2 separate regions of the Homo sapiens genome follow, and region 2 is linked to region 1. The links are chromatin loops, found by intact Hi-C in ENCODE. Cell type or tissue: GM12878. All regions are shown on one strand. Links, peaks and the distances in the headings refer to the core of each region. The heading gives the core; the rest is flanking DNA. Region 1 has its middle 20 kb from the start of TRH-GTG1-6. Region 2 holds the start of LOC124902120 (a long non-coding RNA gene).

Region 1 (16,532 bases), core at 5,593-13,592:
TTTAACTTGCAAATAATTTAAAACACCTATATTAAGATAACTAGGGATACCTTATGAGCTGGAATGCGAAACTTCCATTTCTATTTAAGAAAAGGTGTTAGGACACTCTGCCCAGGAGGTTCCCAATCAGTCTTCTCTGCCTTTGGTGTCTTCAGGGGAAATGCCTTTGATGCCTCAGAAGAAATCATCAATAACATGTGTATACGAGACCCATCTGAATCCAGTTCTCCCCTTGCTTTTGCTATTCCCTGGTTGCTCTTTGGACTCTTCAGGAAGATACCATAATGCCATTAATACATCTTTTTACCTGCTCCAGTGATCCTAGAGCACCCACTTAAGATCTGGTGGAATAAGTGCCCCAGGCAAAGTTTCCACAACTTAGGGTTTACAATTTGAGATCTCTGTGCCTCCTTCATTACCTGGAAAATAAGCTGAATAGATGGAATTAAACTACCCAGCCCACTTCACAGGATTCTTACCATACATAAAAGAGATGATAGAATGGGGTGCCGACGCTGGAATGCAGAGCATGGCATTTGGTTTCCTGTGTGCTATGTTAGTACTATATCCAGAAGGGGTGAGCTGATTGATGAAATGTGGAGGGGAAGCAACACATTTTTGCAAGTAGTTCCACAGTGGAAGAAAGACTTGAGCCAGAAGGACTCCTGCCTGCTGCTGATAGAGGCTGATTTGTAAGATGAGGCTTGGCAGAGAGTATCAATTCTGAGCTGAATTTTACAAAGTCAATTAGTTGGCTATGACACATCTATCACCAAGTCCTGTTTACTTTTCTTTTGGATTATTTCTTCCTATCACCTGTGTTCCTCCATTCCCATTGCCACCTCATAGTTGGATTTCTTCAACGGATTGATTCATTCATGTTCTCATTCAATAAACATTTAATCAACTCTGTGCCGATTGCTCTGCCAAGCTCACAGTTCCCTCAAGACCTCACAATCTACTGAGGGATAAAAAAATGAAGCATCAGTTACCAATTGGTGGTGTACAGACAATTGCAGAGAACAGTGTGGGATGCTATGGGACTGTGGAGAAGATTGAGCTTATCCAGCCTTGGGGGTCAGGGAGACTTGATATCTAATTACTGAGGAACAAGAGGGTGCACGGAGGAAGGGAAAAGAAGTACGATCCTCTAAGCCAAAAGAAAAGCTGCAGATAAACAGAGACGTATAAAGTTCTGGTGTGGAGCTTGGGTCCTAAAGACTATAGAAAATTTGGAATAAATGGAACAAGATAGGGAAAGGAGTAAGAAGTGAAGTTGGAATAACAAGCAGAGACCTGGGCAGTGGAAGGCCTTGTATGTTACACTAAGGAATTTGGATTTCATTATCCTTAGGGCAATGAGGAGCCATGGAAGGATTTAAAGCAGGGGAGAGACACTATCAAATTTGTGTTTTAGAAAGTTCACTCTAATTTCAATGTAGGAAATGGATTATCTGCATACTAATTTATTTAAAATTTCATTATTATAATTACATATAGGTCTATACATAGAATATGATTGATGGTCATTTATTATATTGAGTTCAGGATTTTTGTGTGTGGGTGTTTTTCTTTTTTCAAATCAAGTAAGATCTAACTATCTGCAACAGAAATAGCCCTCTTTTTTTTTTATTATACTTTAAGTTTTAGGGTACATGTGCACAACGTGCAGGTTTGTTACGTGTGTATACATGTGCCATGTTGGTGTGCTGCACCCATTAACTCGTCATTTACATTAGGTATATCTCCTGATGCTACCCCTTCTCCCTCCCCCCACCCCGCAACAGGCCCCGGGTTGTGATGTTCCCCTTCCTGTGTCCAAGTGTTCTCATTGTTCAATTCCCACCTATGAGTGAGAACATGTGGTGTTTGGTTTTTTGTCCTTGCTATAGTTTGCTGAGAATCATGGTTTCCAGCTTCATCCATGTCCCTACAAAGGACATGAACTCATCATTTTTTATGGCTGCATAGTATTCCATGATGTATATGTGCCACATTTTCTTAATCCAGTCTATCGTTGCTGGACATTTGGGTTGGTTCCAAGTTTTTGCTATTGTGAATAGTGCTGCAATAAACATACGTGTGCATGTGTCTTTATAGCAGCATGATTTATACTCCTTTGGGTATATACTCAGTAATGGGATGGCTGGGTCAAATGGTATTTCTAGTTCTAGATCCCTGAGGAATCGCCACACTGACTTCCACAATGGTTGAACTAGTCTACAGTCCCCCCAACAGTGTAAAAGTGTTCCTATTTCTCCACATCCTCTCCAGCACCTGTTGTTTCCTGACTTTTTAATGATCGCCATTCTAACTGGTGTGAGATGGTATCTCATTGCGGTTTTGATTTGCATTTCTCTGATGGCCAGTGATGATGAGCATTTTTTCATGTGTCTTTTGGCTGCATAAATGTCTTCTTTTGAGAAGTGTCCATTCATATCCTTCGCCCGCTTTTTGATGGGGTTGTTTGTTTTTTTCTTGTAAATTTGTTTGAGTTCATTGTAGATTCTGGATATTAGCCCTTTGTCAGATGAGTAGATTGCAAAAATTTTCTCCCATTCTGTAGGTTGCCTTTTCACTCTGATGATAGTTTCTTTTGCTGTGCAGAAGCTCTTTAGTTTAATTAGATCCCGTTTGTCAATTTTGGCTTTTGTTGCCATTGTTTTTGGTGTTTTAGACATGAAGTCCTTACCCATGCCTATGTCCTGAATGGTATTGCCTAGGTTTTCTTCTAGGGTTTTTATGGTTTTAGGTCTAACATGTAAGTCTTTAATCCATCTTGAATTAGTTTTTGTGTAAGGTGTAAGGAAGGGATCCAGTTTCAGCTTTCTACATATGGCTAGCCAGTTTTCCCAGCACCATTTACGAAATAGAGAATCCTTTCCCCATTTCTTGTTTTTGGCAGGTTTGTCAAAGATCAGATAGTTGTAGATATGCAGCATTATTTCTGAGGGCTCTGTTCTGTTCCATTGGTCTATATCTCTGTTTTGGTACCAGTACCATGCTGTTTTGATTACTGTAACCTTGTAGTATAGTTTGAAGTCAGGTAGCGTGATGCCTCCAGCTTTGTTCTTTTGGCTTAGGATTGACTTGGCAATGCGGGCTCTTTTTTGGTTCCATATGAACTTTAAAGTAGTTTTTTCCAATTCTGTGAAGAAAGTCATCGTAGCTCGATGGGGATGGCATTGAATCTATAAATTACCTTGGGCAGTATGGCCATTTTCACGATATTGATTCTTCCTATCCATGAGCATGGAATATTCTTCCATTTGTTTGTATCCTCTTTTATTTCCTTGAGCAGTGGTTTGTAGTTCTCCTTGAAGAGGTCCTTCACATCCCTTGTAAGTTGGATTCCTAGGTATTTTATTCTCTTTGAAGCAATTGTGAATGGGAGTTTACTCATGATTTGGCTCTCTGTTTGTCTGTTATTGGTGTATAAGAATGCTTGTGATTTTTGTACATTGATTTTGTATGCTGAGACTTTGCTGAAGTTGCTTATCAGCTTAAGAAGATTTTGAGCTGAGACGATGGGGTCTTCTAGATATACAATCATGTCATCTGCAAAGAGGGACAATTTGACTTCCTCTTTTCCTAATTGAATGCCTTTTATTTCCTTCTCCTGCATGATTGCCCTGGCCAGAACTTCCAACACTATGTTGAATAGGAGTGGTGAGAGAGGGCATCCCTGTCTTGTGCCAGTTTTCAAAGGGAATGCTTCCAGATATTGCCCATTCAGTATGATATTGGCTGTGGGTTTGTCATAAATAGCTCCTATTATTTTGAGATACATCCCATCAATACCTAATTTATTGAGAGTTTTTAGCATGAAGGGCAGTTGAATTTTGTCAAAGGCCTTTTCTGCATCTATTGAGATAATCATGTGGTTTTTGTCACTGGTTCTGTTTATATGCTGGATTATGTTTATTGATTTGCATATGTTGAACCAGCCTTGCATCCCAGGGATGAAGCCCACTTGATCATGGTGGATAAGTTTTTGATGTGCTGCTGGATTTGGTTTGCCAGTATTTTATTGAGGATTTTTGCATCGATGTTCATCAGGGATATTGGTCTAAAATTCTCTTTTTTTGTTGTGTCTCTGTCAGGCTTTGGTATCAGGATGATGCTGGCCTCATAAAGTGAATTAGGGAGGATTCCCTCTTTTTCTATTGATTGGAATAGTTTCAGAAGGAATGGTACCAGCTCCTCCTTGTACCTCTGGTAGAATTTGGCTGTGAATCCGCCTGGTCCTGGACTTTTTTTGGTTGGTAAGCTATTAATTATTGCCTCAATGCCAGAGCCTGTTATTGGTCTATTCAGAGATTCCACTTCTTCCTGGTTTAGTCTTGGGAGGGTGTATGTGTCCAGCAATTTATCCATTTCTTCTAGATTTTCTAGTTTATTTGCATAGAGGTGTTTATAGTATTCTCTGATGGTAGTTTGTATTTCTGTGGGATCGGTGGTGATAACCCCTTTATCATTTTTTATTGTGTCTATTTGATTCTTCTCTCTTTTCTTCTTTATTAATCTTGCTAGGGGTCTATCAATTTTGTTGATCTTTTCAAAAAAAAAACCAGCTCCTGGATTCATTGATTTTTTGAAGGGTTTTTTGTGTCTCTGTCTCCTTCAGTTCTTCTCTGATCTTAGTTATTTCTTGCCTTCTGCTAGCTTTTGAATGTGTTTGCTCTCGCTTCTCTAGTTCTTTTAATTGTGATGTTAGGGTGTCAATTTTAGATCTTTCCTGCTTTCTCTTATGGGCATTTAGTGAGAAATAGCCCTCTTTCAAAGGGTGTTGACATCAACTCGTTCAAACTAAACTATCATTTTTTTAAATTTAATTTTGTAAATAGGTAATATATTAAAGTGGTTCAAAATTCAAAATGTGCGAAGGCTATGCAGTGAATAGTGTAACTTCCACCCTGTTCCCTGGATATCCAGTTCATCTTCCCACAGCCAATGTTATTAGCTCCTAATATGTTTTTCCATAGAAATGCTGTACTTACGTGTATGTTCATATATTCTCTGTTAGCCTTTTTAAGATCAATGGCAGCATACAGTACACATTGCCCTTGGCCTTTTCTTTCTCACATGACAATTTTATTTGAATGTCTTTTTATGTCAGTATTTAGAATTGTCTCATTCATTGTTATGGTTGTACATTGTTCAATTATGGACCTGTACTATAATTTATTTAGCCATCGTCCAAAACTGGGCATTCGAGTTGTTTTAAGACTTTTGATTTTGCAAACAATTCTGCATTTAATAATGTTGCCATTGCCATTTCACACATGTACAGGTGCATCAATAGGATAAATTTCCCAAAATGGGATGGCTGGGTCAGAGTATGTTCTTCGGTGCTTTTGACGGATATGGGCAAATTGTCCCCTATTGAAAACTTAGCAATTTGTACCCCTACCGGAAGTGCTTCCATTTGCCAACATAATGTGCTATCAAACTCTGGGATCTCTGCAATCTAATAGCTGAAACAATTTTATCTTACTTTAATTTTAATTTGAATTTTCAAATTAAATGAGTGAGGCTGCATGTTATGAGTGAGGCTGAGCATCCTTTCATATGAATAAGAGCCAATTAATACTTTGTCCTTTGAACTATGTGTTGATATTTTATTTTAATTTTCCTAGTGCATTATTGGCTTTTTGTGCATTGATTTGTAGAAGTTCTTTGGATATTAGAGAAATTAATTATATGTCTATATAAGTTGAAAACATTTTTGCAGGTTTGTCCTTTGTCTTTTTACTCTGTTTGTGGTGATTTTTGCCTTCCAGAAAAACTTTATTATTAAGTAGTTGAATTTAACCATCTTTTATGCTATAGGCCTTTGGATTCTGTGTCATAGCTTTAAAAGTCTTTCCCAACATAAGAATGTTTTTAAAAGCCAAGTGATATTCACTTTCATGCCTTAAATGATAAAAAAAAAAAAATGCCAAGTAGTTACTCCAGGTACTTTTGTAACTTCAGTTTTTATTAGGTGAATCATATGAAATCACCAATATTTGATAATTTTTGACCTACAGAAATGGTATTATGATCGAATCTAGTACATTCAATGCTTTGATCCATTTGGAATTTATTCTGCAATATATGAGGTCAGGTCCAACTTGTTTTTGCAGATGCCAATCCAAATGAATTATCCATCTTTTCCCACTGACTATTAATGATACCTCTTGACACTAATTTTCCGAATGAACTTGTATATGTTTTTTATTTTCAAAACTCTCCCATTGATCTGCCTGTCCATTCAAAATGTCATATTAATTATTTAGATTCTATGTTTTAATATCTCATAATTCTTTTTTAGAATGTTCCTCTTTTTAAAAAATTTTTCCAAGTGAATTTAGAATTTTCTAGTCTAGTTCCCTAAAAACGAATGATAATCTTGTTTACACTTTTGTTAAGGTCACTTTGAATGTATAGCTTCCCTGAGAGTTAATTGCCCTTTTTTTGATGGTACATTTTCTGAAGTAGCTTCTTAACTGTTTCTAGCCTCTCAATTCTCTTCTCTAATCCGTTCATTCTGCAGTCTGCCACCTGACTAATCTGCCTAAACATCATCTTCATTAAATCATATCCCTGAGTTTCCCTAATCCACAAGTTTTGTTTTCATCTTTCTCCTTTTAGAAATCTGCCATGTCCTCCTCTCACCCCTCCACTAACTAAAAGCCTTGATAAATCCACTTGTTCATCCAGTTCACATCCTCAAGTGAACTCTCACCTGGCTATTGCGACATACCACTTTTCCCTCCCTTCCATGAACCACTGCTGTACCTCACTAGTTAATAGTAAATAATGCATGACTTTTGTTATATCACACATATTTAACTTGAGTGGCTTAGGTTTCAAAAGCAGATAATTACATGTTTATTACATTAAACCCCAAATTTCTGTGGTTGAAATAATGATACACACTCAGATTTTTACTACTTTGCACCTGCATATGCCTTAAATTCCTGTGTGTCTCCATTACATATCTCTATTAATTCATTCAGTCTGTCACCAAATATGTATTGCAGGCCTACCATGTGCCAGGCATCCTGACAGTCATCAGGTATTTGTATCAGTCAAATTAAGCAGCAGTAACAAATAACCCCCAATCATGGGGGCTTACAACCATAAAAGTTTATTTTTTGCTCATATTACATACCTATTCCCACTCAGCTTTGATTCTGCTCTAAATCTTCATTTCAGAATTCAATTCATTCCAGGTTCGAGAAGCAGCCCTATCTGGGATATGCTGGTGTCTTGACATAGGGGAAAAGCAATGGGGAGACCATATGAAAACCTTTAAAGCTTCTGCTCAGAATGACACATGTCAATTCCACTTATATTTTATTGGTCAAAGCAAGGCATGTGACTAAGCTTTGGGACTGGTACTATAACATTCTGGTAGAGAGGGATTCTGCAGTGAAAGGTACAGAATACTTTTAACAAATAGAACAATTACCACAGCAATAAAGTGATGGAAAAGGCAAATATAGAACTGATGTTACAGAGCTTACAAACTAGCAGAAAATGCAAACATTAGCCAAATAATAACCCAGTTGTGACAAATGCTTCAAAGGACTAAGAGAAAATGGTAAGAAAACATAAAATAGGTAAGGCAACATAGTCTAGGTGGCTTAAAAGACCCTGTTTTCACTACCACTAGGAAATATGTGAGAGTTAACAAAAATTAACTAGGCAAGAGAGAGGGTTACCTCCTGGTCAAATGCTTTGAATAACTTGATGTCATTCAAACATTTTGGATGTATTAATTTGACCAAGATGAGCAGAATTAGCACACTTCTATTTTGCAGATTGTCTGCAGCTAAATAGCAACATAATCTTCTCAGAGGCTCACTGTTCCACAATTCCTTATTAATACATTTTCCTCATTTGACAAGTCAGGTCTAACTTTTCAATTACATTATTGTATTGACAATTGTACTGGTTTTGAGGAGTCCTAAATGACAACTTGTATTTGGACTGGAATGTACTTTCCTACAAATGGCAACATGTGAGTCTTCATATTTACACTACCTATATGTTTGTACAAAATGTGTAATATATATTGTACTTTTTTTTTTGAAACGGAGTCTTGCTCTGTCACCAGGCTGGAGTGCAGTGGCGCGATCTCGGCTCATTGCCTCCCGGGTTCAAGCGATTCTCCTGCCTCAGCCTCCTGAGTAGCTGGGACTACAGGTGCCCACCGTGCCCAGCTAATTTTTGTACTTTTAGTAGAGATGGGGTTTCACCATGTTGGCCAGGGTGGTCTCGATCTCCTGACCCTGTGATCCACCAGCCTCAGACTCCCAAAGTGCTGGGATTACAGGTGTGAGCCACCGTGCCCAGCCTATATTGTATTTTCTTTTTGTTATAAAAATTTACTGCTGTTTGCAAAAGAAGTGGGCAGTAATTATGGAGCAAGGGAATAATGTCACCATTTCAAACGGGAATGTACCCTATCCCTAACATGTAATTTTTAGACCATTTCTACTTTCATAAGACAATATTACTCTCAATGATTTACTAAGAAATAAATGAGTAAACTAATAATGATGCTGTGTTCTTAGTCTTGTTTTCTTAATGGATGCCTCAGAAGAGAGGCTTTGTAATTCTGTCTCCATACCATATGTCTCTGTTGACATTAAAGTGCTTAGTTCCAAATGAGTTGGCTTCATTCAAGCATCTTAATTCAAGAGTAGATGATTAGATCTTAAGCTAAAAACCTATTAGGATGTAAGCACTTGTATTTTTGAAAAGTATTAAGGGAACATCATAGTGTGGTTGCAGATAAATCCTCCCTATCTAGGAGTGGGTTGGCAGAAATCTCATTTGATCTTCAAACATGACAGACTAGCTTCATGTCAAAGTTAAACACAGAATGAGAAACCTGCCAATGTTTGTTATACATTACACACACTGGATCATGTCTGTTTTTATCCTTTGCTGGGAGTCATTTCAGTGATCCTGTCTTTGAGCAGGGATAGTCAGAGAAGACCAAGTGTCCTTTAAATACACAAAAGATACCCTGAACAAGATTCTGAGATCAGGGTGGGAACCCACCTCACTGGGAGTTCTAAAGAGAATGCCACACTGTGGTGGGCTTATGCACCCATGAGGTTTCTTAAGAGGCACCACGTTACAAAGCAATCAAAGTGGAAAAAGACAAATCACATTCCAAATACTTTCAATCCCTTTGAGAAAGCACATACTGATCTAAATAAAACCCAATGCTGTGATTGTTCCTGCTTTTATTTAACCACATGTGTGGTCCAAACTAATAGGATTCTCCCCCTTCTCCTCCCTGCTTCCAGTTAATTTGTTTTAGTCCCTATGTAATCCTGTCATCAGCAGGGCACAGTGATCTTCACATAGGGAATGTGAAAATCATTTGATAACCATCTGCCTAATGTTTTGGCAGATATTTGTTTAGCTTACAGAGCTACTACCAAGTTGGGACTCCTCTTCAGGAGCAGACATGTCTACTAGGGAATAGGGCCAAATATGAAGTCCCAGGGTCGAGATTTTCTCATTATATTCTGACAGATGACCTGTAGATGACTGTACCACTCCTGAAGAAAGAAATACAAGATTGATGTATCATTACCTAACTTCAAAAGCACCTGCTACTTCCTTCCTCCTTTCCTTTCCTTTCCTTTCCTTTCCTTTCCTTTCCTTTCCTTTCCTTTCCTTTCCTTTCCTTTCCTTTCCTTCCCCTCCCTCCCTCCCTTCCTTCCTTCCATCTCCCTCTGTCTTTCCCTACTTCCATCCTTCTTTATCTCCAACCCTCCCTCCTTCCTACTTTCCCTCCTTCTTTTTTCTTTCTTTTATTTTTTAATGTAAAAAATATCATGGATACAATGAAAACAGTAAGGGTGGGTTTTGATTAAAACTGCTTGGGGAATTTTAGTAGCTCATACCTCTAACTGTACCACCCCTCCGTGTGTTACCTCTTGGTTCACATCAATGTTGACAGTTCCTTTATTACTCATTAGAAACACGAATAACCACAAAGGAATAAGAAAGGCTTTATGAGACCAGAAATGCAAATTGCTGCTGGAGAAAAAGTCAGATCTGTATGTCAAAGTAGTTATTGACTTAAACATGAAAACCTGAAAAATGAGAGCAGACATCCCGGATTAACTTGTATTGATAATGCCTCTTAACTGCATCCTCGCCCCAGCCCCAAGGGGCTTTGAGTACCATAAAGATATTATGTGGTCCAGACGTACAAATTAAAACAGGACGACAGGTTCAGAACTTGCAAAAAAAAAAATAAGGTCATGCTTTAAATAAATGGGGCTTCATGAAAATAAACATTTTCATGAAAATTCAAATCAAAACATTAAGAACTGAGACCACAGTGGGAAACTCAAGCTGCCTTTCAACAGAAATATTCCCATTAGGACAAGTTTTCATATTCTATGTTAAATGGGAGACTAAAGCCCTCTTAAGTTACTGAAGTTTAATCATATTATACAAGCAAGCTCTAAAATATTATGATTTGTATGTGGCAACTGGATACTTGTATGCTAGTTCGATATTTGATGATGCTTAGAAACTATTGTCAAACTTATGTTCGGCCTGAAGTGGTATTTGTGGGTTTTGTTTTGTTTTGTTTTTTTAAGTGCTTACCTTTTACAGATACATACTTTAAACATCCTTATATTTTAGAAACACAAACGAAAATGTTTATGAATAATTGGCCAAGAGTTGATCAATAGTTGGTCAATGTTGAAGCTGGGTAGTGAGCACATTAAGGTTCAATATATTATTCTATATTTGTATGTTTAAAATGCTTCACAATAAAATTTCAAAAGAAAGAAATACTGTGAAATATCAGGTATACAAAGATGTAATAAAGAATAAACTGGTGAACACCTACCTATCCACCATGCAGCTGAAGATTTAAAACATATAAATGTTGCTGAAAAATTATAAAGTGACTCTTCTACCTCAATTATCTGGCTACCTTTGTGGTGTCCCACTGGGAGGGTAGGAGCTGATGTCAACTCATTAAAATTGGTAACACCTCAAATGTTTCCTCCAGCTGGCTAGAGCAGACCTGGATTCAGGCTTCACCGAGGTAATGTGGTGCCAGCACCTGGACCAAAATCCCTGCTCTAAATAGTTGTGTGACCCCCTGTAAAGTTCCAGATTTCTGTGAGTCTCGTTTGTGAAAAATATAATTAGTGATACCAACCCTGAAAATGTATTCAAAGCATGACAGACAATGTCTGTAAATCACACGGCTGGCACTGGGTAAAGTGTAGCTATTTTCTTCAATGTTTTAAAATAAGACATTTGGACATTTCCCAACTGAAATATATGAGAATCTCTGAACAAACAGTAAATAGATACTTCATGGCCGGTTGATAAATAAAACAAAGCCCAGTTTTTGCCACTTATAAAAGAAAAGAAAATCACCTTGAAAGTGTTTTAGTAGTTCCCAGGAATCAGGAGGACAAAGTTAGAGTATTTATGAGTTTGTGGTGCGGGGGGAGGGGTGCTGTAACATCTGATTTAAAGGGAGTCTCTCAATGCAGTGTAGAGGGGCACTTAGTTAGAACTGAGCAAGGTTTGTTATAAGTAAAGATCGGAGTACACAGAGTGGGGAGGTTTTCAAAGTACAGAATAAATGATCTTTTGAAATTATCTATTATTCTAAGAAAGGGTGATAAATGAAGACAGGATAATAGACTTGGGGAAAGTTCTTGAAACGAACTATAATATTATCTTCAACTTCAGCTTCTTGGGCAAGAGGTTCATGGAAAAGTAACGTTAGGTCAATGCAGTTTGAAGAGTAAAGTTGTGTTGATGTAAGCAGTAGGTTGAGTGGGTATAGATGTTTTCTTTTCCCAGTTATACAGAGGACTTTAATGAGAATGAAACCATCATTCTTAGCAAAGTATCACAAGGACAGAAAACCAAACACCGCATGTTGTCACTCATCGGTGGGAATTGAACAAAGAGAACACATGGACACAGGGAGCGGAACATCACACACCGGGGCCTGTCGGAGTGTAGGGGGCTGGGGGAGGGATAGCATTAAGAGAAATAACTAATGTAAATGATGAGTTAATGGGTGCAGCAAACCAACATGGCACATGTATACCTAGGTAACAAACCTGCACATTGTGAACATGTACCCTATAACTGAGAGTATAATAATTTTTTTTAAAAAAAATTTTATTTATTTATTTATTTATTTTTAATCAAGATGGAGTCTTGCTCTGCTGCCCAGGCTGGAGTGCAGTGGCGTGATCTCGGCTCACTTGCAACCTCCACCTCCTGGGTTGAAACGATTCTCATGCCTCAGCCTCCGGAGTAGTTGGGACTGCAGGCATGCACCACCATGTCTGGCTAATTTTTTTTTGTATTTTTAGTAGAGACGGGGTTTCACCTTGTTGGCCAGGCTGGTCTCAAACTCCTGACCTCAGGTGATCCACCCGCCTCAGCCTCCCAAATTGCTGGGATTACAGGTGTAAGCCACTGTACCCGGTCGAGAAATATTTTTGTCTGTTTTGACTTTTGTTTTTCAGCCCCAGCATGAACAGGGATTATATGATAAAAAATGATGCATTTCAACAAATTTAACTTCCTTTATGATCACACTTTCAACTCATGCATTCTCTATTGCTTTTTACCATCTCATTTGAATATTTCCGACTGTCTTTAGAATGCTATTATAGCTTTATGCCAGTGATCCTCAACTTTGCCTGCAAATTGAACTCATTTGAGGAGATGTTTAAAGTCCTGAAGCCCAGGTTCCATCTTAGGCCAATTAAATCAGAATATGTGGAGTGGTGCATAGGCATCAGTAGGTTTTAGCTCTCTCAATGATTCCAATGTGCATATAAGTTTGAGAATCACCGCTTGAAGCATAGTTGGGGAAATAAAATGTTGGGGGAATTATGAGACTTTGGTTGGACCCTGACACTAACGACTGACTTCTGAACATTGAAGCAACTTTCTGATGCCATTAAATATTAGTAGAAAATATTAGTAATGATACAGTATTATATACAAATATCCTGCCCTTTAAGGTCTGGGAATTAAATTGCATCAAATTGCATCAAATTTTTCAGGAACTTAAAGTTTCATGGTAACCTTCAATCTTTGATCATCCATCCCAGCAACTTCCTTTTCTTCACTGTCTCATAGTGCTCTTCCTTTATTCTACCCTAGCATTGACTCAAACTGGGAGCAACTCCCTTTCTTTGATTTGTATGCATATCCCTCTATCTCCCAATCCTCACTTATGCAAGATTTACGCAGGTGTAGCAGACATTGCTGGAGGTTGGAAAAATGAATGGGAATATTGCAAAAACATAAAAATCTTAACGTCGAGTATTAGATACCAGCTATCCATGGGATGACAAGTTCTTTACCCACCTTGCTTGCTGTGCTGTTACCACCGTACACAGCTCTGTGCTCCCACTCTATTTCTTATTTGCCCCTCTTTCAAGAGAAAATAAAAGTCCTACCCTTGTCTTATTCAGTACACTCCATTTGTTTCCAGCCTTATTCCCACACTTAGCTTTGGCTTTCCCTTTGCAAATCCAAAGATTCATTAAAATCCTTTGATAGACAATAAAGCATTTCCTCTGAATAGCACCTTCTCCATCCCAACTAGGTTTTTTAAGAAAAAGGAAGCACTGGAGAAATATTACTGCCACTCTCATGGGAATTATGACAATCCCTTTCAACTCTTAGAATATATAAATAGTTAAATCAATTCAGATTTTAAATAAAAATTTTTTTTGGATGCAATCATTTAGTTCCTTATTTCAGCCAATAATTATGCCTACCACTATAGATACCGCAAGATACAAACTTAATGAAGAATGAAAAATCTTCCAGGAAGCATCAGTTTATTGAGGACATTAAGACAGATTCATATGACATAGTTAAGTTATACATAATACAAGTGACTAATTTTGTGTACAATGAGCTCAGTCCCCAAGAATTGATTTTGCTTTAATTGACAGTCACTTTTCTGTGATCCATATTTTCACACTGTATAATGTTTGCAAAGAACGAGACTTTTTCTCAATCCCATCTATGGTTACATATATGGTCAAACCACAAGTTATATACTTTTTTGATTCTCAGTCAAGTTTTCTATAACTTCATTGATAGAAAGCCAGATCAGTATAGGCTAAAGTATCAATAGAGGACTTCCAATTTCAGGGTAGGTACCTTGATCAGCCTTCCTTCTATGCATAATTTAAAAACTTGTCTAAATATGTGAAAAAGCATCATCTTAAATCGATCAATGAACTCTGAAAAAAGAAAAGAACTTTCAGCCTAGGAACTGGGATCATTTGTTGAAACAAATGAACATGAACTCTTGTTTTTATGACTTCTAAGATACAGGGAATGGGACATAAATCCCAGAGCCCACCAAGGTAGGGAGTCCACATGCCTGTATCCCAAAGAATTATACTCTCAGAATAAAAGTGAACTAGAAATAATGCAGCTATTTCTCTTCACTCCCACTCTCAACCAGAAAACTACAAAGAAAATATACTGCTTTTAATGGTGAATGTGGTGAATGCGGAGTTAAGGTGAGAATAGAAAAAGAAATCACTACTGAGAACTTATAGCCACAGTTTGTCTGAGATTTACAGCCTGAATTCACACTCATTTAGTGGTTTTAAAAACCTCAAGCCAAGAATTTAATGGAGAGTGACCCCACACTAATTGTACCACCGGGTGAATGATAGAAATAAATGTAGATCCTCTCTAAAGAACACATCTTCTTTCCAAGCTCTAAAGAACTCCCATGAATACAATTCTGAGAATACGGAGCATACTGCAATAAAACTTTACTAAATGCACAAGGAAATAATGCACCATGAGCAATAGCTAAAAACAAACAGAGCAGACATGGATTCATAAGGACTTCAGGTCGTGGAAGTTTCAGACACAGGCTATTAAAAAATTATGTGTAATATTAAAGAAATAAATTGCAAACTTGAAAATATGAAACAGAAACAATAAACTATAAAACATAACCAAACAGACTTTCAAAGAACTACATTGAACCTATGAAATATAAGATTCTTATGATAAAAATACCTCAAGCATATAAGGAATTTCTGTGTTGGTTTATTCATATGTGATAAAAGCATGTTGGTTCTGCATAAATATAGATGTTCTTATCCATTAGAGATGACTACTAAGGTATTTTCAGGGGAAATGTTATTTCAGATGGAATTATGTGATATCTGAGATTTGTTTGAAAATTTTTCTAAGAAAAAATGTGTTTACCAAGTGTGTAGGTAGAGAAAGATAAAATAAGATTGTTAAAATGATGATTATTAAAGTTGAGTAATGCGCAGAAGTTGTTTTTATTAATACTATTCCCTGTACTCTTGTGATGTCTTTAAAATTACATAATAATACGTTCATTTATTTAAGAGACAGAATATATTTATGTAGCTAGTATGGGCCCGGATATTGTTAGTGTTCACTACATAATTTTTAAGTATGATTTTAAAATGTATGATTATACTGTTTTCAAGTCATATTATTATATATATGACACACATAAATTTTCACTGGCTGCTACAAACCAAAAGTAGATGTTTTACAGGAAAGAAATGAAATGGATGAGTTTGACAGTAGAGTAATGAAAGCTGAAAAGAAAATTTGTGAACTGTAAAAGAGATCTGTAGAAATTATCCAGAAAGAAGCATAAGATAACAAAACAATAGTAAAAATAAACCAAGACACAGACATGTGGGGTGTAATGAGAACACGTAATGTAGGTTGGACTGGAATCCCAGAAGGATAAGACAAGGGGAATTAAGCAGAGACAGTATCTGAAGAGATAATGGCTAAGGATTTTTCAGAACTGATACAATGTTCCAACCCATAGATTCAAACCCAGTTAATCCTAAACAGTATAATTAAAAAGAAATCCATACTTAGACACACTATTGTGAAACTGAAAACATAACATACAAACAAAACCAAAATCAAAATGAGGAAATTACCTTAAAAGGAGCCAGACAGCAAAGGCACGTTCTTCGGGTGAGCATCAGTCTGAAAGCACCTATCTCAGCAATGAAAGCTGGAAGAGAGTGCGATTATATCTCCAACATGCTGAGAGAACCTGGAATTCTATGCCTAGTGGAAATGTACTTCAGAAATGAAGATTAAATCAATATATTTTCATACACACAAAATCTGAGCCAGTGTGTTACCAGAAAACTCTCTAATGGCTATTCTAAAGGATGTTATTTAGGCATCAAGAAAATGTTCCCCAATCAAACATCAAAGATGCAAGAAGAAAAGAAGAGAATGAAAAGTGACAAATATGTAAATGAATAGAAATAAGTATTGGGTATATAAAACAATAAATAGTGTCAGGTTAATCTCATTCGAGAACACAGCATAAATCCTAAACAAAATTTCATAAAACCAAACCAGCAATGCTCCAAAAGAATAGAACATAATGACCAAATTAGACTAATTTCAGAAATGCAAGTTTGGTTTAATATTTGAAAATTAAAACTTGTAAATTT
Region 2 (16,532 bases), core at 5,447-13,446, 60 kb before region 1:
CATCGCAAGTGATTTGGCTGACAAACAGTAGCTTGTAATTATTGTTGTGCCATCATAAATTAATTAAAAAATCAATCAATCAGCTTAGACCAGGCAGGCCAGCCATATTTGTCAGTTTGGGCTGTTTCCCTTCACTTTACTTCCCTCACATGTTCTCTTCTTATCAGACACTTTGAAAACATTTGCTTGTGCCAGATTGGCTTTCTCCTAAACTTTCATAGGGAATTCCAAACAATAGCATGGATATGGGGAGATACTGCTGAGGAATTGATGAATATTCTCTAAACTCCTGGCCATAGGACTACCAATGGGTAGAGTGAATAATTATTGAGCATTCAAAGCCTTTTGGCCAAAGCCATCTCCCCACGCAAGGGATAGCACCTCAATCTCTGGGCAAACAGGCATCATTTAGGGACTGAGTGATTGCTAATGTAACAGTTTTCAACATTGTCCCAAAAGGTGCTTCTTTGATTATCTTTCCACCCAAGCCTATATTTTGAAAGATTCCATTAACTGAACAAATTGCATGTATTAAACTGTGAGCTGTTTTTGCATTTTTCAGATATCACCATCCACAAAGAACTCCGATGTACCAGGTTCTCTGCTAGGTACTTTGCATATATTATCTTATTATTAAATAACAATTTGCAACAACCTTGAAAAGTATATGTAATTCCCATTTCACAGCAGAAAAATACTGAGGCCCAGGGAGTTTAAATAGTTTGTCCAAGCTTACTCGGCTGATAATGGGCAGTGCCAGGATTAAAAGTCAGGTTATTGGCACTTCCCATAACACCATGATTAACCAAAGACATCAAAGGACTTCTGAACAGAACATTACAAGCCGTGTTTTCACATGGAGTTGATGTACTTCTAGCCCAAATCAAAGAGATTTGACCTTTTAGTTAGAGGACAGAACCTTATTCTGGATAAACCTACCATTTTCGAATGGTATTTGTGAAATATTAAAAAATAGTTCCTGCATAATTTTATTCAATCTCCTTTCAAGAAATTTGAAAGGGTGGAGAACTTCTGAATCTTTCTTTGTCCTGCTCACTAAAGCCACTCTTCCTGTCAATGCAGAAGCATCATCCACCACTTTGTGAATAGGGTGTCATTGCTGCTTTTGTTCAGCCTCATTTTCTTGTCCTGAATCAATGGGGCAGTAGAAAAACAGCTGAGCATCCAAAGAACCAGATGGATGTCCCTAAACTGGTCTGTAGGCATAAGCGAGCCATTTAACCTCTGAGTCCTGACTACTTTTTTGAACCACTGTAAATGAAGCAAAGGAAAGTCAGTGGTTTCTCACTTTTTGGGCCTTCCATCATTTATACATAGAACTGAAATAATCTATTCATGAAGCAGCCTTACCCTTAGTACCTGAAATGCACATTTACTAGTTTTCTACTTTATTCTATTTCATCTTTTTAAATGAAGGTGCTGTCTCACTAAATTGATATCTTGACCTGCTAATGGGTCATGACACATGGTTTGGAAAATACTGAGTGAATGCAAAAGTTCTCTGTAGAAGCTAAATTTAATATCTGCACAGAAGTGCTTCAGATTCCTGTGTTTAGAGGTCTTTCATTATTTCAGCCCCTCCTTTTAAAGGAATTTCATACTCATTGGAAGAGAGTGACTGTTTTGCAGAATGTGATCTTGGTCTGTGGCACCGCTGCAGAACATTCCACTGAGGTGTTTCTCCTCTGAGCTGCTCTAAGTACAAGTCAGTCAGCCCTTGGAAGAAGGACAGGTTGGGTGCAGAGTAAGTAATGCCTGCCGGGCTGGGTCTGTGTTCATAATGCATGTTGAATTCTTATCTTAGATCATTAGGGAAATAGCACCTATTAAGACAGACCCTTATTTTGTAAATAAGGTCATGGAATGAAATTGGAAAGTTTCAGGGAAAAAATGTGTGTAGTTCATAATTACTATTTAATTGGTCATTGAAAACATGAAGAAATGGCCTTTTGATAAAATTACAATTAGATAGATAGAATGGGTATTTCCTAAAGAGTTATTTTTTTCCCTGAAATTTTTAGTAGAAGGAAATCTTAGGTGCAGTGTAAGATAATATCTATTGTGCCTCACATATCCTCATGTGAATGAAGGAAAGTTAAACATTATAAATAGTTTCTTTAGAATATGGACTTCATATTTTCACCAATCTGAATTTTATCATGTTTATAACGTAGAGAACTAAGGGGAAGCTAAAATTAAAATGGGAGAGAGTATGGGATGTAAAAATACTTTTTGGAGAGTGTTTCAGGTTATGTAGAGAGGAAGAATAGCATTATGGTTAAGGGCCTAGGCATCTAAGGCTAGACTATCTGGGCTCAACTCCCAAATATGCCATTGCCCAGCTAGGTAAACTTGAGCAAATGAGTTAACATTTCTGTGACTCAGTTTCCTCAGCTGTTTTGTGGGGGTAGTAGCAGGATCTGCTTAGTAAGATTGTTGTGAGGATTAGATGAGTTTTATTCATAAACCATTTTGCCAGGCATATATTGGGTCCTCATGCTAATAGTAATTAACTCTAAGTAGGGCATAAGCACAACGCACCGCAGTAAAATGCCTGACAGTATAAAGTATACAAATAAGAAAAGACACAAATAAGGTTACAAAACAAAAACAACCCCTGCCTCCCAACCCCCCGCCAAGAAAACACACAACAGAAACTACTACTAGGAGAAGTGATTCTTAGCAGTTAAGTCAGTGGCTTTAGGCTCAACCAATTTCCACAAAGACTTTGCTTACCTTTCTGAGAAAATGATTTCTTCCAGACTCTGAGCTCCTGTTTAGTGTATTTACTCCTTATGTCATTAATTTCATTTTTCCCCTAAACTCAATGATAAACTTCTGGAAAGCAGAGATCCAATCTTACTTAGCATTATATTTCCTCTCTCAACTTCTCTTCCTGGCACTCAATATCCTTATACAAGCACCGATACCATCAGACTTGTTGAACGAGGTTGAGCTTGCCTTAAGTTCTAGTCTCTTAGCCCATTGTTAGTGCTTGGAGAGCCCAGGACACAGAATTTATAAATAAAGCCAGTCCCGCTTTTCACAGAGGCACCCCACCATCACCACCATACACACAACTTAAAAATGAGCTGTTCATTAGCAATTTTGTGATAAGTGCAATGGGTCCAAAAGGACCCATCAAAGATGATTTCACCCACAGTGTACCAGGCGCAATAATGGCTCCAGGCAACTGGGGCCTGGACTTTCCCCTTCCTCCTTCCAATAGCCCCCTTCTTAGCAGATGAGTGGGAATCCCCCATCTCCCAGTGGCTGAGCATAGACTCCACTGCTCCGATCCAGAGAGGGAAGTTGGGAATTGGAAATATGGCCTGAGGTTCCTGGAGAGTGCAAAGAGGGTGAAGGAGAGATCTCTACTTCTCATGCTCTCTACCCCATTTGTCTTTCATTTTCCCATTGCTGGCAAGGAAAGGAGGGAGTAGTTCTTCAGCTTCCCTTCCTCTACAACTTGGTTTCTCTTCTCTCTTTTTTTTTTCTTGAGTTTCTTTCCGTAGTCTTGAGCCCAGAAACTGCAGGACAAAAGTAGTGGTGTTAGGAGTAGGGATGGAAGGTGGACCTAACAGATAACTTCTTTCTACTCCTCTTTCTCATATCCACTCTGTTTTTTGTTTCCCACTAGGCTATCCACAATCTCACCACTGGATACTAGATTATGATGACAGCTGGGGATCCTGGGCTGTTAGTTCAATAATGGGTGGCATTCATCAGGAAGACTCTTACCAGCAATGGGCCTATAAGTTTGTGAGGAATTGTGACAGAGATGGGTACAGAAGGCAGGAAAAGAAGCTCAGTTCTCAAGGTAACCTTGCTCAGCCAGCTGGAGCAAGTCATGAGTTGCCTGTATCCATAAACACTTAGCCTCTATTGCCTACTTTGCCCCAAAACACAGGGCCATGGCCATAGATTGAGAAGTCGCTAGCCTCTATAGAAAAATATCTTTATGATGACCTTGTTGCGAATGTCTTATCATTTAGGCCATCCATATTTCCAATGGCATATAGACCCAAACGTTTCTTATCAACACTGCATTTGTAACTGCATAAATATATTTATTCCATTCAAAATTTTTTATAGTGTATTTATAACAAATGCTGTATGAACAAGGCAGGCTTAGTGCTCTTCCTTGTGGAGTTTACATCTAGTTAGAAGACAATGCAATAAGTCTTTTGTTGCTGCAGTATTGCCTGACTTGGAGCTACATAACAGAGGCACCTAACTCATCTTGAAGCTGGTGCAGTTTCTTTAGATGCAAATAAGAGAGAGCAGAAGATTAATTCCTGCAGAGGGATGACCATATGCAAAGGTCCAGTGGCAAGAGAGAGCATGACTCTGAACTGGGAAACAGCCCATGGAAAAAGGCATCATGCTGTAAGTGAGGGCACTTAAATTAGGCAGAAAAAAATCCACACCAAGAGCCCTGCTATTTTGCTGACTGATGTAAAGAAAGAAGGTCCAAGAACAGGGCCATGGGCTATTAAATCACCCTATCTACACACACATATACACATACACCACCACGACCACCGCTACCACACACCACACATCCACTGCAGGACAAGGATTTCATTATAGTGAAACTTCACAGACGTAGATCAAGTAACATAGGACAAGGGTCTAAGCTCAGATGGCTGCTGTTTCTGCAAGTTTCTGGTTTATCCAGCCTATTAGACTGTGGCCAGATGTACTGTGTTACCTACATAATCCTTATCAGCAGCATTCCATCTGTGTCATCCAAGTAGCAGGAATAAGCAGGCACCCTTTTGGAAAGTGGCCCAAAGGGTACAGAAAGCAGGTACGCCTTGGAGGCATGTAACCCACATCCCTGCAAGTCAGGAGAGAAGACAAACACATTGAGTTTCTGCCCCAGATACTCACTTGAATTGCTCCTGCATTCCAGAGAGAGGTTGGTGGGGGGAAATTTGGAGGTTAGCTGTGGGCCTTGGAGTGATGATTACTTTGTAATGGAACAAATTAAATTATGTGAAATTTTAGATGCTTTCCTCCTGCCCTAGTGGCTCCCAATCTATTTAGGGGTAGTCAGAAAAAGGGGACCTTCACAACAGCTGCTTAGCTGCTTGAGCTCAGAGAGGAAACCCATAATTTGTCTGTAATCCCTAATGCCAACAGTTGTTCATTAAGAAACAAAACTAATGTAATCTTGATTATTTGCTCAGATTTCTACTCTATCATGTTTTGTGCATCTGGCAGGCTAATGTAATTTTCCTCAGAAACCCAAAGCAATCTGGTGCTCAGACAACACCATGCAGATTTAGGTAAATTCCAGGCTCAGATTAGCATAATACTAACTAATCACGAATATTATTTGCATTCATTAGAGTGTTGGGGAAAAATTGTTTCTAAATGGCAGAAAATTGAAAGAAGGATTAAGGGCAAGAGCTTGAAAATCCTGTTTGGCTTGATACGACTATATTACAGATGATTTTTCTCTTACAAGGCCTAATATTTAATGTGGAAGTATTAATTAGAGTATTGGAAAAAGATTGCATCTAATTGGAAGAAAACTAAGAGAGATTAAGGACCGGGCATATGGACTTGCTTTTGCTTGATTCAAGTGTGGAACAGATAATTTCCCATGCAATGCCAAGGAGCTTAAATGTGTAAAAGATAGGGTGATTAATTTTTCAGAAAGAACCAAGCCTTTTTTTTGAGATAACAGAGAAACACAATTTCGTTCCTTATGGAGTAACAAGTTATCGGTCAGTGCCTTTGTTTTTGTGATCAAGGAAAGAAGGTAACAGAATTAAACTCCTGAATCTGAAATACTCCCAAATAAAGGGGAAATCCCATAAAGCCCACACACTGGGCAAACCTTAAATCACTGGTAATAGATCCCAAATGTTGTACTGATTTAAATAATAATAATAAAAAGATTCAACCCCCACCTCCTGGTGGCTAGCTATTTTCTTTGCAATTTCCAGGGCCAGTCATTTGGCATTTGTGGAATTGGTTACAGGCCGTGTGCTGGGGCCTGCGCCTGACTGTGGTTCGAGGCAATTGTCTGCAAATCCTGTCTCTGGGCAGCTCGGCTGCTGTGGGGCTAAATTCAGCGCTGGCTTCCTGAGGGCTCGGAGCAGGTGCTCGCCAATGGCTTTGGCTTCTCCCTCTGACAGATGAGCAAGCGGAGCCGCTCCCCTGGAGGGAAGCCAGCTGAGCAGCCATTAGCAGTCACAGCCTTTGAATGTCCAGGCTAGTCTAGCTGCTCGCAGAATCCTGACTGTTTGGGATTCAGGCTTTGGCCTTAGCCTGAATGAGGTCGGGCAGCATGGTAGAGGAACTTGTTACTTAAAATGTGTTCTGGGTGGCCAAAGCTTTGGCATCGTCTAGAGGCTTGTGGGAAATGCAGAAACTCAGGCCCCACCCCCAACCCACTGAGTCAGCCTCTGCATTTTCGCATGGCCCCGAGGATATGCATAGGCTCATTCAAGTTTGACAAAAGCTGGGTTCTAGGACATTGGGCCTCAGACGTTCAGAGGCATAATGAATGATCACACCAAGAACTTGTCACAAACTCACATTCCTGGGCCCACGATTCAGTTTCAGGAGGTCTGGGGAAGGTGAGGTGAGGCCCCAGGTGACTCTGATGCAAAGGGTTCCTGGCACCACACTAGAGAAACACCTGGCTAGAGGAACACTCATGGATTGAAATCCACCTTGCCTACCGAGTTAGTGGAAAAGTTGATTAATGGCTCTAAACCCCAATTTCCCCACTTTAACATGGAGCTCCTATTTTACAGGTTTGTTGTGAGAACTCGGAGAGCTCAGGTCTGCAGAAGGTTTTAGCACAGCATCCTGTGCATTTTAGGCCCTGGCTAAGACATTACTTCCCTTTTTCTTCCTTCTCCACTTTGCAACCCACTTCCTCCATCTGATTCCCTGCCCACGGGGTCTTCCCTATGCCCCAATGTCCCTACCTTAGCGATAGCTTCCCAATGCCCCTTATGCTTGTACCTGTCCAGTTCTATCCTTCTGGCTAGGTCTCCAATCTCCAAGTTTTTTCTAACAACCGCCATCCCAGCCCCCAATTCTAGCTGCAGTGCAATAAAGTGTATCTGTCCCAGAGCCTAGCCTTTTAGTCTCAATTCTCTGCTAAACTGGCAGATGACTCAAAGCTAATAGCTAAGATTCTGTGCAATGGTTTAAGTATGCCGTTTCTGTTGGGTACTTTAAGGAGATATAATATCTTAGCCCAGTGGTTCTCAACTATGGCTACATACTAGAGTCATCTGGAGGTCATTTTATAAGATGCCCAAGTCTTTCAAATCCACTGTGATTCTGGTTCATTTGGTTGAGAGAAGACCCACGCATTGGTATATTTTTAAAAATTCCCAGCCAGCTTTTGGGCTGCTCACTGAGCAACCCAAACTGAGAATTCGTGTCCTAAAAAAAGTAATCAAGGAGGCTAATAAAAAGAATATTTTAGCTGAAAAAGACCTTTCAGCACACACCAGATTAGATCAATTCAGCCATCTCTCAAGCAATATGGGTGTTAAATATTGACCCACATCTCCTTCAGTTCTCTAACATACCATTATTTAGGTTTTTCATGATAAATGCTTCCTGGAATTAGCTTTAGAGGTAAGATTCCCTTCTTTGTTAAGTCATTAAAAATACTGTGAGAAAGCAACTTCTTCTTCCAATACCAAATCTATGAATACTAGGAATATCTTTTTAGTACCTAGGTAATTCCATAACATCTTGCTCTTGTTTTCAGTAAACTACTTTTTGGAAAAGAGCCAAGCGGGTGTGCATGCCCAGAAAGGTGGTGGATGCGTGTGTGTGTGTGTGTGTGTATGTATGTATGTATGTGTATGTGTGTGTTCCAAAGATAAAATACGCGTTAGGAAATTTCAGTAGAGTATCACAGTAAAAAAATTGCAGGGTTGGAGAACAGATCAACATATATCAGATCCTTGCATTCCTATAATAGAGCTCTGAAAACAAACAGAAATGTGTAATACAATGTCAAACAATGCTCAATAAATGTAATTTCCTTCCTCATTCATTCATTTACCTCAAAGCTACATTGCCACAAATTTTATTTGCTGAATTCTCTAGCTGCCATGTAATAAAGCTAGCAATTGATAAAAATTATTAAGGCCCTAATAACTGAGGTAAGCGACATTCAGACTAAAATTATAGACTGTTAAGAAAATAAAAAGTAGCATCATAGGCATTGTTCAGTATTTAGTATCTGTCACTCACTATTAAAATTAGTTTGCATATATTACCTCATGTAATCCTCATTAAAACTCTGAAGTGGACATTAATATTTTTCTTATAGGTTAAACAAACTGAGGCACAGAGAGGTGAAGTAACTTGCTTAAGGTCACAAAGAGAGTAAGTGATGGAACTGGATTTGCCAGCATGCTGTAATCAATATCAAAACTTATAGGATCATCAAAACCATAACTAAAGAAAAAAAACTATAGCTTTTCATTTTGTTTCTTTTTTTTTCTTTTTCTTTTTCTTTTCTTTTTCTTTTTTTTTTTTGAGATGGAGTCTCGCTCTGTCACCCAGGCTGGAGTGCAATGGCACAATTTCGGCTCACTGCACCCTCCGGCTCCCGAGTTCAAGCAATTCTCTGGCCTCAGCCTCTTGAGTAGCTAGGATTACAGGCATGCGCTACCACACCCGGCTAATTTTTGTATTTTTAGTAGAGACGAGGTTTCACCATGTTGGTTAGGCTGATCTCAAACTCCTGACCTAGTGATCTGCCCGCCTCAGCCTCCCAAAGTGCTGGGATTACAGGCGTGAGCCACCACACCCGGCCTTCATTTCTGTTTCATTTAAAATGAAAATAAGTGAATTAAACCTTTACACAGGAAGATGGGGAAAACAAATCTAGGAGAGTAAGAACAAGTTTTTCTTTTTTATAAAAAGCAGAAATTAATGAGCTAGAAGAAAAACAATAGAGGTGAAAAATAAAGAGTTGCTCTTTGGAAGAAAAAAGAGAAAACAAACGAATACATAAATATATGCTGAATAAGAGGTATTTTTAATAAAAGAATACTTTCTGCATCTCTGTGTGGGTATATTTAAAAATTTAGATGGAATAAACATTTTGTAAGTAATAGATAAGCTACAAAAACTTGGGTCTAGAAATACAAAACCTAAGCAGTTACATTGTCTTGAAAATTCTTTTAAAAGTTAACAGAATTTTCTCTAATCTTTTTTTTTTTTTTTTCAAAAGCTTTGGAACATTTGATTCTATGGAAAAATTCTTTCGAAGTTTCAAATAATTTCCATGTCTGGAAAGAAAAACTATAGAAAGCTATTCAATTCATTTTGTAAAGGTAGCTTAACTCTGATTCAAAAACGTGACAGAGAAAAGAAAGACGGGAGGTAGGAAAAAAGGAATGGAGGAAGAGAGAAAAGGGAGGTGGAAGGGAAGAAACACAAGAGGGAAGAAAGGAGAAAATTTACTTTATAAATAAGAGTACAAGACGCTAAGTGAAATATTGATAAATTGAACTCAGCACTACATTAAAAGCATGATAATAAATTGGCGGACTTATTACGTTTTTTATTTCTGTATGCATATTGGGTTAATGTTAAGACTTCTATTATTTAATCCATTATATCAATAATTCAAAACAGAAAAAAACCCATATAATCATCTAGTTATATGCCAACAAAGATATGCCTAGAAATACGAAGATACTTTATTACTATGATTATAAATATCTGTCTCAAAGAAACAGGCAAAAATCATTACTTAGTAATGAAAGTCTGCAGAACAGACTTTCACAGAGTGTGTTGTCTGAAAGAGCAGTCCCTTTAAAATCTAAAAATACTCCTCAAAATTACATTTCTGTACTAAATAAATTTGGGCATTTCATACTCTGAACCCCTCTAAAAGTTTCACCAGCTACATGTACCTGGGGTTTGAGAAGTGTTTCCTCAGCTTTGTAGACGTTGGAACCCTTTGCCCAAATCATATCTTGGGACCAGCGCTACTCATGGGACATCTTGGGAAACCCAGAGTTAGAAAATACAACGCGAAGGAATTCCATTCACAATAGTAACATACATATAAAATAATTAGTAATAAACCAGACAAGTAATGTAAATTGTACTGAGAATCTCTTTAAAGGCTTGAGGATAGAGAATCTGTTCTTTATACCTAAATAAAACAGTTTAATTGTGCAAAAATATCGGTTTGCCACAATTAACTTACAAATTAACTATATTGAACCCAAGAGGCCTTGTTTTTTTCTGACTGGATGAAATGATTCTGAACTTTATATGGTAAAAGAAATAAGAAGATCCAAGAAAAAATGGAAACATATTCTGACTTATCAAAACATATTATAAATGTATAAACATTAAGACAGTGTGACTTTGGGGTAAGACATCAATCAGACAGATCAAGTAGTGGAATACAAATTTCAGAATTAGAACCAAAATACCTAGAAGCATTCAGAATACATTTGAAAAGCAGTGTGTCATAGTGGCCAAGACCAGTCATAGTGTGTGGGTTCTGATTTCAACTCCACCTCTTACTGGCTGTGTCATCTCAGGCTAGCCTTTTAGCTTCTCTGAGTTTCAGTTTTCTTGTGTAAAAAAGTAGAAGTAACTGAGTACTTAACTCATACAATTAACATACAGTGATGAAATAATGTTTTCAAAATATACAGAAACTATTATATAATAAGCACTCAATAGTTGCCATTATGATTATGAAAAAATAAATTTGATTACATAAAAATTAAAATTATATAAACATAAATTTGATAGGGAAATGAAAAATTTACATAATAATGAAAAGATTATAAAGATTCTTTTATAAAGTAATCAAGTGTAAAATCCTCAAAAATATGGGAAAAATTTAAAGAAGCAATAAACATACACACAAAAAAATATAAACGAACTATGAATACATAAGAAAATATGTACTGATAACCAATTAGTTACTTTTTTCTTCTATAAAATTGGTAAACATTCATGATTCCTAGTACTGGAAAGATAAAGAAGCATTGCTAGTGGGAATATAAATTGGCAAGTATAACACAAACTCTTTGGAAGGCAAATTGGCAATATTTATCAAAAATCTCCAAAATTGGCAAATCTTTTAGCCTCAACCTCCCAATTTATTGACAAAATCATCCCTAATGTGGGACACAAATTTGGTTACAAGGAACTGAAGCAGCATCATCAAAGAGGAAATATCTGAAATATTAATACTTGAAGGTAGGGGGGATCTTATGATGTACTACCAGTAAGCAAAAAGAAAAGGTTATGATTCTTTTCTTTTCAAAAAGGTATTGCAGTTCAGTCACTAAGAACATAAAAAAACACATAGAAATGAAGGCTGAAAAGGTGTACACCAAACATTTTATAGTGGACATTTCTCAATTATGAGATAAAGATTTCTGGTTTCTTAAAATGTGATTTTGAGGTTGTTGTACTTTTTTGAATTCTCCAATTTCACACAAGAAAGCAATAAAAATATGTTTTTCAACTTACTTTTAAAATAAAAAATACTTTTAAATGAGTAGGAAAACAAAAGAGAGATTAGTTGAAACTACCCTATGAAATGAAATCTATATGCATTTTCCACTGCAGTTATAATATGTTATATGCAAAAATGCTACAGATATTACACATGTGGTTTTGATATTAATATACAATATCTTCCCCAAGATTTTGGTTTAAAACAAAACTTTTGTCATACACACACAAACACATGCTTTAGCCAAGAGTGTCAAAGAAAATTGAGTCTATTCTAGTGTGGGGTGGATTTCTGGTCTCTCATTGGGTACCTTCTTAAGCTTTTCTGTTTCCCCTTATTTTTGTCCCAGCCCATGTTCATCTGCCCTAAGATATTGCTTTTTCTCTATCAGAGTTCTTATTGCTAATTGCAGATAATTTAAAGCATTTAACTTAAATCAATCACATCTCAGATTTAAAATGCGTCTTCAAGGCCGGGCACGGTGGCTCACGCCTGTAATCCCAGTTCTTTGGGAGGCCAAGGCAGGCAGATCACTTGAGGTCAGGAGTTCAAGATCTGCCTGGCCAATATGGTGAAATCCTGTCTCTACTAACAATATAAAAATTATCTGGGCGTAGTGGCATGCTCCTGTATCCCAGCTACTCAGGAGGCTGAGGCAGGAGAATCACTTGAACCTGGGAAGCGAAGGTTGCAGTGAGCCAAGATTGCGCCATTGCACTCCAGCCTGGGCGACAGAGCGAGACTCTGTCTCAAAAACTGAACGAAACTAAAATGTAAAAAATAAAATGAGTCTTCATAAACTCCACTGTAAGAAGCTGCTTTCTCAAAAATGCTCCAAGAACTTACCACACCTGCTAGTTTTTAACCAGGAAGGGCCATTTCACCATGGGCTGGGTCCTTCAGCTCTCTGTCTTCTGACCCTATTCTATCTTTCTCCATTTTGTCCTGGTGCTTCAGGGGTGGGATGGTTGTTTCATCATTCCCTGGCCCTTCTGACAGACAGAATAACTTCCAGATTGGACCCAAGGAAATAAATTGGAGAAAAGGAGAGGGCAAGGAGTACTGTTGATACGTTTGCTCCCTACAAAGTACAGGCTATCTGTGAAACTTGCCAGGTTTGTTGGCTTATGATAGTAGTATGATGTTGATAAAAATATGTGTTAGGAAGTATTTAATACCAGAGAAAAAAAGGAAATGGGAGATCTAAGTTTTTCACCATTGAAGTTTTGATGAAATGGAGCTCAATTTAGCAGTAGCAAGGAATGGTATGGTTTTCACTGACAGAACTTAAGGAACTAATTTTGCCATATTATCTTGGGTGGGGAAAGTGTGTGGAGAAAGATTATCATTCATATTCTGCAGAACATGTGTGTCTGGCCAATGACAAAGATGCCTAAACTTCCAATTAATTAGCACACAACTGACATTCTAAATTATCCAGAAAGTGTCTGATTTATTCCTATAGTAGAAACTAGGATATGAGCTCTACAAGGGTAGGGATTTTGGTCTGTTTTGCTGACTAATGTCACCACCAACATCAGTGTCCAACACAAGTAAGTCCTCAAGAAACGCTTGCTGAATGAAACAACTCATTTTAGGAAAGCAACTCATTTCAAACATTTATTATAAACAGAATGTATTCCATTTCCTGGGGTCAGTACGTCTATGTCTTTACACCTTCATTCTCATTGCTCTAAGTACTGATATACTGAGTATCAACCCAGAGGAAGTAATATATTGTTATATTCAGGATGTCAAACAAATAAGTTTCAATTTGTGAACAAGAGTAGAAGAAGATTCAGTTCTCCATTAATCAAATGTTTTAATTCAGCAGAATGTTAACTAGGACTCCTTTGCTAACAGGGGATCCAAACCAGCTTGAACTAGCACAGGCAAAAGGGGGGCTTTTTGGTTTATGGAGTCCAAGGAAATGTGTAAAACCAACGTGTAGGAGTAAGAGGCATGTAGCCGGACCATCCTGGCACCAGAGGCCAAGCACCACATCCCATTCGGGCTTGCTTCCAAGCTTGAGTGTTTGCTTCATTTCCACTCCCTGGTGATAGACTTTCTCCGTGATATGGGACACAAGACACAGTGGTTCCTGGACTTTATGTCATATAATTCTCGCCCTCTAAGAGAAACCATTGATGTCAGTTCTAGACTGTATTTAAATTGCTGAGAAGGATTCTCATTAGATTGGCTTAACTAACTCCTCACCCCTAGATCAAACAACAACTTCTAGAAGGATGAGGTAGTATGAGACATTGAAATTTCCCAAAAGGGATATATGGACAAGGAGTGGGCGGTTTCCGGCAGAAATGAAAGAGGGGCATCTAGGCAGATCATCTCATCAGTGTCCACTACACTCAACTGCTGCTCCTGCTATGGAAGGTGATCACTGCTTTTCTACATAAACATCACACATACACACATACACAAACACATATACATATTTACACATATATGTATATATAATGTTTATGTAGAAAAGCAGTGATGCTTTTCTGTGATGCTTGTATATTTACACATATAATATGAATATATAATATGAATATTAACATGTATATTTATATATTAATATTATATATGCCTAATTGTTTGGATTCATGTGCTTAATATTCATGTCCCTTCTGTGTGACACAGGTTCAGGACATGAATATATATATATATATGTGTGTGTGTGTGTGTGTGTGTTTGTGTGTGTCTGTGTCTGTGTCTGTGTGTGTTTATGCCTCTTTGGATTCATGTGCTGAACCTGTGTCACATAGAAAGAAAAATTTTGTCACCTGTCTATTTCTGATGCCGGCAGCCTGTGTGATGGAGGCTGACACTCAGCCTCAGGAAAATCATGTCTATTAGAGAGTTTTGATGGTTGCTTTATTTCTGTCTGACCTCCAATCAAAGAGTGAGTTTCAGCATTCCAACCTCTTTCTTCTTCTCACTCTCCTCAAAAAACCTAACACTCTGCCAGTTCCTTGCGCTGCTATTTAGGCATGGAGAAGATTAAGATATATCTGCATTATCTTCCCATTACCAAGAATGGTCTTTTGTTGGAGAATACCAGTTTAAACAGTTTGAGTTGGAAAAATATTCCAAACCAAACCGGTATTTAGTGTTTAACCTAAGGACATCCTTAAAACAATTGCCCACTTTCCATTATTTTTCTCATGTTTACTTGAACAAAGAAAAATGTTACATATATCTAAAGGAATTAGTAATGAAAGCTTAACTTTACAAAATAAACCTACTGAAATGGTTGCTTTAAAAGGTTTCAAAATAATCAACTGTCGTGTTGACTGTGAAGAAACAGATATAATATAGAAAATACATCTTTAAAGCTCCACTTATGCAAAAATAAAAACTTTTATATCACGCTCCCTCAAAGAATGTATGACAGATATTTTAAGATCATGATAGTGGAGTAAAGGATTGAAAGCCAGAATTCAGAACTTTGGATGCTAAAAAGTGACTGATTTTGTTTAACCTTAAAATTATGTGGAATTGTGAAGAAATGTAACAGGACACAGTTGGATTAGTTATGCGGTATTTCCTTATCAATTGTTAGCTACTGTGCATTGCTCTAAAAACTTTTTTAAATGATTTTAATAAGTTTTAAAACATTTAAAAATCTTTAAAAACTGTTTAAAACATTTAAATCTTTATGGTGTCGCCTGTAGATATGCTGTTCTTTGGTAGAAAATACCCACAGTCTGTATTTAAAACACGCCTAACAGTTGATTTGTGTTACTTTTTAAGTCCATCTAATAAGTTATGTGTTTTCTAAAAGAAGAAAGAAAACCTAATAAGCCTGTATGTTTTCTCCTATCAACAGCTCCCATGCCAAAACCTACCTTCCTAGAAAACTGCTCTCCCCTTTCAGCCAAGCACCTCCCCACACTCTCTGCTATTTACAGCAAAATATTCACCTAAAATATTCAACCAAACCTTTAAGGGTGGAGTTTTAGGGGTACAGTAAGGATGGAAAATGAGAAAAAGGAAAGGTGAGGCTATTTAGAATAAACCTAACCTACATACTCACATTTTCAATATGTAGGTACTTCCAGCATCTCTCCATATTTATTTTCCTTCACAGCTCCTCCAAAAATAATCCCTCCTAATTATTTGCTTCATGTTATATTGTCCTTATGAAACCTTTATTTTACCATCTCTGGAATTCTTATCCTGTTCGTTTCTTCTCAAGAAAGAGTTAGGAAACAGGACAGTGAAACCTCGTGCAGTAGCCTATCCTTCTTCTAGAGACAAGGGGTTCCTCTCTAAAAGTTCAAGCTTTGGCAAATCTTTCCGTCCTCCCGAGCACCTAGCATGTTTGGTGCATGGCAGGTGCTCTCATGGGTGGCAGGTCCATGCATTTCAGAGGGTGAATCACTAAAAAACCCTCTGTGGGCAATCTCCCCTCCCCCAAGCAGCATAAACCAAAATTAAGATGCAAGACTTATGTCAATTGTAATAAAACATGGGAAGTTGGGTGTATTCATACTTTGTAGGATGTAAAACTTACACACCAAATTTCAAACATTTTATTAATAAATACCACAAACTTCACAAAATCCAGAAAGTTGTATGATTGTTTTTATTTTGTCTAGCATGTTTCTATAATGACTTTTTCTTTCTATTTGGCTGCATATGTTTTATTACCTCTTTGTATTATAACGATTGTGTAATACCATTTCTGTAGAGATAATAGAAAGATCATTCAGGCTTCTAGTAGAGTGGCTCAAAAAATACATCATTTACTTTGTAGAGGAGTTTCAAGTCACAAATGGTTTTCAGTCATGATATACGTGTAATTTCCTCTGCAGTTTCTTGCTCAGGTATTTCTTGGTGAGAGTCAAGCGCCAAGCCCTTGAAGAATTCCCACCCTTTGATACCCAGGTGGGGGCCCCTGGTAGCTGCTGTAGGTGGTCCAGCTCCATGGCATTCCTGCTGCTCTCTGTTCCCCCTCCCCAATCCCACCCTTCTCCCTACCAAGTCCTACAGAAGGGGTTAGGGGGCTTTG

The links. A loop is a pair of places that touch in the nucleus more often than their neighbours do. Peaks named below come from ENCODE experiments on the same cell type or tissue, not always from the same donor. Only the 100,000 strongest peaks of a DNase experiment are listed, where the experiment ranks them.
Region 2: it touches region 1 in a loop (2.6-fold over the local background); 3 of 110 quality-filtered maps call a loop at or near these places.

The regions. Positions count from the first base shown.
Region 1 is chr9:14,445,617-14,462,148 of GRCh38, reverse strand. It overlaps a transcript of NFIB not described here. Among named protein-coding and RNA genes, the nearest start is that of TRH-GTG1-6, 20 kb to the right of the region's middle. In GM12878, for the core only: no CTCF peak of the experiment used is centred there; a DNase peak (open chromatin) is centred at 10,042.
Region 2 is chr9:14,505,649-14,522,180 of GRCh38, reverse strand. It overlaps LOC124902120 (a long non-coding RNA gene), which reads left to right and starts at 1,730. Exons shown (of 2, transcript XR_007061419.1): 1 at 1,730-1,765; 2 at 3,662-5,944. It also overlaps a transcript of NFIB not described here. In GM12878, for the core only: no CTCF peak of the experiment used is centred there; no DNase peak of the experiment used is centred there.